Linked DNA regions of Homo sapiens: region 2 is linked to region 1. Evidence: read pairs that join two places in POLR2A ChIA-PET (ENCODE). Cell type or tissue: Panc1. All regions are shown on one strand. Links, peaks and the distances in the headings refer to the core of each region. The heading gives the core; the rest is flanking DNA.

Region 1 (2,906 bases), core at 238-2,737:
ATCAGGCCCATTTGAACTCCTGTCCTGTAGAGCAGTGGCTGTCAAGGTGTGGCCCAGGCCAGCAGCATCACAGGACCTGGGGACTTGTTAGAATTGCAGATTCTGACCAGGCGTAGTGGCTCACACCTATAATCCCAATACTTTGAGAGGCCAAGGTGGAAGGATTGTTTGAGGAGTTCAAGACCAGCCTGGGCAACATAGCGAGACCCCGTCTCTACAAAAAAAAATACAAAAATTAGCTAGGCGTGGTAGCATATGCCTGTATTCCCAGCTACTCAGTAGACTTGAGGATTGCTTGAGACCTGGAAGGTTGGAGCTGCAGTGAGCCGTGATTGCGCCACTGCACTCCAGCCTGGGTGACAGAGCGAGACCCTGTTTCAGTAATAAATAAATTAAAAGTACAGATTCTCGGGTCTACTCCAGACCTGCTGAATCAGAAAATACGCGGGCAGGCCCAGCCGCCTGTGCCTTCACCAGCTCTCCTGGTTAAGGCCTGAGAACCCTGCTACGGAACCCCGAGTACCTTTCAGAACATGTTGACCTCATTCGCAGGGATCAGTGGCCCTTTGTCATCTGGTCTCTGGCCAGTGTCCCTCCCTCATCTGGTGGACTTGGTACTGATGCCGAACCACCTGTGGGTTCCAAACGTGCCATTGTTTCTCCCACCCACGCATTTGCACAAATGTGGTCCTGTGTGGCTCACTCCCTTTTCTGCCGCCACCTTCTCCCCCACTGCGCCATGCTGGTCTCAGCTCGGGGCTTACCTGGTCCCAGAGGTGTGTTGGGAGGTCCCCACCCCTTGCCTCTGCCCGTTGCCTTTTCCACCCCTGCACTGGGTGTGCATAGGTGCGCAGGGCACGTGTGTGTCCTCTGCGGTCACTGACTTGATTGTCTGCCTTTCCCAGGAGGACATGGGCTCTGTCGGGACATTTTATCCGTCTGTTTACAACATGAAATAGACACCTCCGAAATGTGTGTGTGTTCCGTAAATGAAGGAGCAGAGGGACCCCTTCGGAGCATCTCAGAGGCCAGGAAGCCTGGCTTCTGGCCGCCCTGCCCGCTCCTCACGTGTGAGGGGAACTGGGGAAGTCGAGTCAGCCCGCTGGGGTTCCTGATTCTCTGCGGTTCTGGGAAGAGCTTGCAGTGGAAGGCCTCCCAGCCATTTCCTCTTCTCCCCCAACTGTGACTCACTGATTGATTAATGTTTGGAAATTGTGACTCATCTTGTTAGAGAAGGAAAAGGAAATTTTATTCTCTTCATTCTCCCTCCCTTTCAAATAAGTAATAAATAAAAAGTGGCTGATCTTCCACTTGGTGCGGTAAGAAGCATTTAAATACATTCCCGGCCCTCATAATTGGTGGCTTCTTGGAGAAAGGTACTTATTAGAAGAAAAACACTTCCCTATGTGTTGTTGTTCGGCCTTCTCGTTGATGAAATTACACGGTGAGTTGGTGAGCGAATTTACCTTGCCCCTTTTTAAAGGTATTTGTGGCAGCTCTTGTTGTAGGAATCAGGGGAGAGGAGCCACTTCTCTTTTAGTAAGAAATGCGAAGAGTGGCCTCTCCATCTTCAGAGTTTCAAAATGAGTTCACTCTGGTGGTGAGTAATGATGTCTTAAGCTGGCTTATTAAAGGCGGAGGAATAAGATGTTCTTGCTTTACCTCACGTACCAAATATAGATAAGGCGCTGGATCAGCAGAGCCTCAGGCCCGTGCCAGGACACAGTCGGGCCTGGCGATGTCTGTTTTGTCTCACGACTGGAGGGTTGAAGGGGAAGCACAGCCTTTGCTTTTAAGGGTTTTCTTCTGGGAAATCCACAAAAAAAAAAAAAGCATTTGTTCACTTCTCACGTTGTGATGTTGAAATTATGGCTTGGAGTTTTACATTTGCCTTTTAATTCTCTTTATGGGCAGCATGTCTGTATGTCTTAGGCTCTTGGTTCTGGAAGACCAAGTAAATTCAGTATCTTTTCAAATTGTAACCCTCTGGTCTGGGTAACACAGCAAGACCCCCATCTCTACAAAAAAAATTTTTTTAAGTCAGCCAGGCATGGTGGTGCACACCTGTAGTCCCAGCTACTCAGGAGGCTGAGACGGGAGGATCACCTGAGACACGAGTTTATGTGTCTGAGACGCCTGAGACAGGAGTTTATGACCATCCTGGGCAACATAACAAGAGCCCATCTCTATGACAAAATGTGAAAATTAGCCAGGTACAGTGGTGCACACGTGTAGCCCCAGCTACTTGGGAGGCTGAGGTTGGGGGATAGCCCAGGAGTTCAAGGCTGCAGTGAGCTATGATGGTGCCACTGCACTCCAGCCTGGGTGACAGAGTGAGACCCTGTCTCAACAAAATAAAATTGTAACCCAAAGTAAGGGCTCAATAAATGTTAGCCACTGTGATTATTCTATTATTCCCGTCCTCGTTGTAAATATTTGTGTGGCTTGGTGCCTAGCGTCTTTTGTAGCTGTATGTATTGCCAAGGAGAATCCCAAGGAAAAAAAGTAGAAATATGGTTAAAGCTGGCTGGGCACAGTGGCTCATGCCTATAATCCCAGCACTTTGGGAGGCCGAGGCAGGCAGATCACTTGAGTGCAGGAGTTTGAGACCAGCCAGAGCAACATAGCAAGACCCCTTCTCTACAGTGTGCTGGCATTTGCAGTGCAGCCACCATTGCCCATGGTAGCGATGAGGAAGCTGTGGCTTAGACCAACTTCCAGAATCACTGCTCTGGTCACACAGCTGCTCGCAGGTGGCATCATGAACACACCTAGTCTGACTGTTGCTTAACCACGACAAACTCCATCTCCTTCCACTTTGCCTGGCTGAGGATCGGATGCATTACATAGAAATATTTGAATTTGGAAGCTGTTGAAATACAGGTTCAGGCCAGGCATGGTGGCTC
Region 2 (2,906 bases), core at 277-2,776, 360 kb after region 1:
TCAAGCCTACAGTGAACTGTGATCACACCATTGCACTCCAGCCTGAGCAACAGAGAGAGACCCTGTGAAAAGAAAAAAAAAAAAAAAAAAGAAAAGAAAAGAAGAAAGGAGGGAGGGAGGGAGGGAGGGAAGGAAGGAGCTCACAGAAAAGGGTCCATAGGGTTGGAATCAGGGATTGGGAACAGGCGACTGGATTTGTTCCTAAGTTTGCTGATGACTTACAGAGTAACTCCAGGATAGTCCTTCACAGCTCTGTGCCTCAGTTTACCTCATAGACTTCACCAGTGGGTTGGGTCAGCTCCCTGCCCAACTCTAAAATTATTCCAGCTGGGCACAGTGGCTCATACCTGTAATCTCAGCACTTCAAGCAGCCAAGGCAGGAGGATCGTTTGAGCCCAGGACTTCCAGACTAGTCTGGGCAACAAGACTCTGTCTCTACAAAAAATAAACAAAAATTAGCCAGGCATTGTGGCACAGGCTTATAGTCCTAGCTACCCAGGAGGCTGAGGTGGGAGGATTGCTTGAGCCCAGGAGGCCAAGGCTGCAGTGAGCTATGATTGTGCCACTAGACTTCAGCCTGGGTGACAGAGCAAGACCCTATCTCAAAAAATAAATAAATAAATAAAATTATTTGGCTGGGCGCAGTGGCTCACACCTGTAATCCCAGCACTTTGGGAGGCCAAGACGGGCGGATTGCCTGAGCTCAGGAGTTAAGACCGGCCTGAGCAACATGGTGAAACCCTGTCTCTACTAAAAATACAAAAATTAGCCTGGTATAGTGGTGCATGACTGTAATCCCAGATACTTGGGAGGCTGAGGCAGGAGAATCACTAGAACCTGCAAGACGGAGGTTGCAGTGAGTCGAGATCACGCCACTGCATTCCAGCCTGGGCAACAGAGCAAGACTCTGTCTCAAACAAAAAAATATTCAGGCCAGGTGCAGTGGCTCACACCTGTAATCCCAGCACTTTGGGAGGCCAAGGCAGGAGGATCACTTGAGCCTAGGAGTTTGAGACCAGCCTGGGGAACACAGCAAGACTCCATCTCTAAAAAATAAAAAATAAGGCTGGGCGCAATGGCTTACACCTATAATCGCAGCACTTTGGGAGGCCGAGGTGGGTGGATCATCTGAGGTCAGGAGTTTGAGACCAGCCTGACCAACACAGTGAAACCCCATCTCTACTAAAAATACAAAAATTAGTTGGGTGTGGTGGTGGGCGCCTGTAATCCCAGCTACTCGGGAGGCTGAGGCAGGAGAATCGCTTGAACCCGGAAGGCAGAGGTTACAGTCAGCCACCGGGATTGCAGCATTGCACTCCAGCCTGGGCGACAAGAGCGAAACTTCGTCTCAAAAAAAAAATAAAAACTAAAAACCAACCAACTTTTTAAACATTATTCCAACAGCATTTTGCATGTAAAAAAACCAACAAGACGTCACCTCTCTTCTCACATTTATTTATTTGTCCCCCTTTCTCCTTCCCCCCATGTTCCTCACACTGTCATCCCCACCTCAGGGGAACAGGGTGCAGAGACGGATCCCGAGGCTGAACCCGAGCTGGAGCTATCCGACTACCCATGGTTCCACGGGACACTGTCCCGGGTCAAGGCTGCTCAACTGGTTCTGGCAGGGGGGCCCCGGAACCACGGCCTCTTCGTGATCCGCCAAAGTGAGACTCGGCCTGGGGAGTACGTGCTGACCTTCAACTTCCAGGGCAAGGCCAAGGCAAGTGTGTGGGGGGCGCCATGGGGGTGCAGTGGCCAGCCCTGAGGGAGAGGGGTCATGGTGACCCCGGTCCTGAGGCTGTGCCCTGGAAGCAGCTGCAGGCGAACAGGTGTGGCATGACTTCCCACGGGCCCCACTCACCCCAGCCATGCTCCGTGAGCCACCTGCGTCCCTCCTACACATCACTGAGGGACTGCAGTCAGCCCTATTTCAGCCTCTGCATTCTCCAGAAGGGGAGGCCACCTACTGGCGGCTGAGCCCTCAGGAGGCTGGGCCCTTCTAATAACCCAAATTTGCAAATCCTTTCAGCTCCTGCGCGCGGGGGATCTCATAGCACTGGAGCTTCGGAGGGTCTCCACCCAGAGATCGCCCAGTGGGGGGTGGGAGCCAACCAAGGCCCTCAGAGCCCCACCTTCTGCCCCACCGACCTCAGACAGCCCCTCTTCCCTGCCCAGGTTAGGTCACCAACCCCTGAGGAACACACACGGGCAAACCCTAGAGACCCAGCAGGGGAGGAGGAGCTGGGCTGGGTGGGAGAGCTGTGCAGGGTCTAGGGGGTGGGGTTCAGCATTGGAGGGGACAGCCTGATCAGAGACCTGCAGGGGAGGGAGAATTGTGGAGGGGAAGACAGTCAGGAAGGCGATCCCAACAGCACCCAGCTGGATCAGAGGCATGATGGTACACCCAGGCGGTGTGCTTTCAAGGAAGAGGATTCCTTGCTATATTGACCTGAAATGCTTTGTTTTTGTTTTTGTTTTTTTTTGAGACAGTCTCGCTCTATCCTCCAGGCTGGATTGCAACATCGCAATCTCAGCTCATTGCAACCTCCGCCTCCCGGGTTCAAGCGATTCTTGTGCCTCAGCCTCCCAAGTAGCTGGGATTACAGACACGTACCACCACACCTGGCTAATTTTTGTATTTTTAGTAGAGACAGGGTTTCACCATGTTGGCCAGGCTGGTCTCAAACTCCTGACCTCAGGTGATCCACCCACCTCAGCCTCCCAAAGTGCTGGGATTACAGGCGTGAGCCCCCACGCCCGGCCTATTGACCTGAAATTCAAAGGAAAATTTGACAGCAAAGGCAAATGATTATGGGGGGGTGCAATGTGGCCAGAGGGGGCAGGAACCTCAGTGCCCACCCCCGCATCCCAGGTTTCCGATAAGGAAACACTCAGCCTGGGCT

The links. Peaks named below come from ENCODE experiments on the same cell type or tissue, not always from the same donor. Only the 100,000 strongest peaks of a DNase experiment are listed, where the experiment ranks them.
Region 2: POLR2A ChIA-PET joins it to region 1 with 10 read pairs; 2 of 35 experiments call an interaction of 5 or more read pairs at or near these places.

The regions. Positions count from the first base shown.
Region 1 is chr7:101,952,002-101,954,907 of GRCh38, forward strand. The region is part of intron 2 of CUX1 (cut like homeobox 1); the gene reads left to right. Among named protein-coding and RNA genes, the nearest start is that of CUX1, 140 kb to the left of the region's middle. RefSeq lists enhancers at 317-843, 488-1,687, 844-1,369, 1,028-1,322. In Panc1, for the core only: no CTCF peak of the experiment used is centred there; a DNase peak (open chromatin) is centred at 1,230.
Region 2 is chr7:102,315,673-102,318,578 of GRCh38, forward strand. SH2B2 (SH2B adaptor protein 2) reads left to right here. Exons shown (of 9, transcript NM_001359228.2): 7 at 1,515-1,723. Among named protein-coding and RNA genes, the nearest start is that of MIR4285, 24 kb to the left of the region's middle. RefSeq lists enhancers at 1,144-1,795, 1,796-2,446. In Panc1, for the core only: no CTCF peak of the experiment used is centred there; no DNase peak of the experiment used is centred there.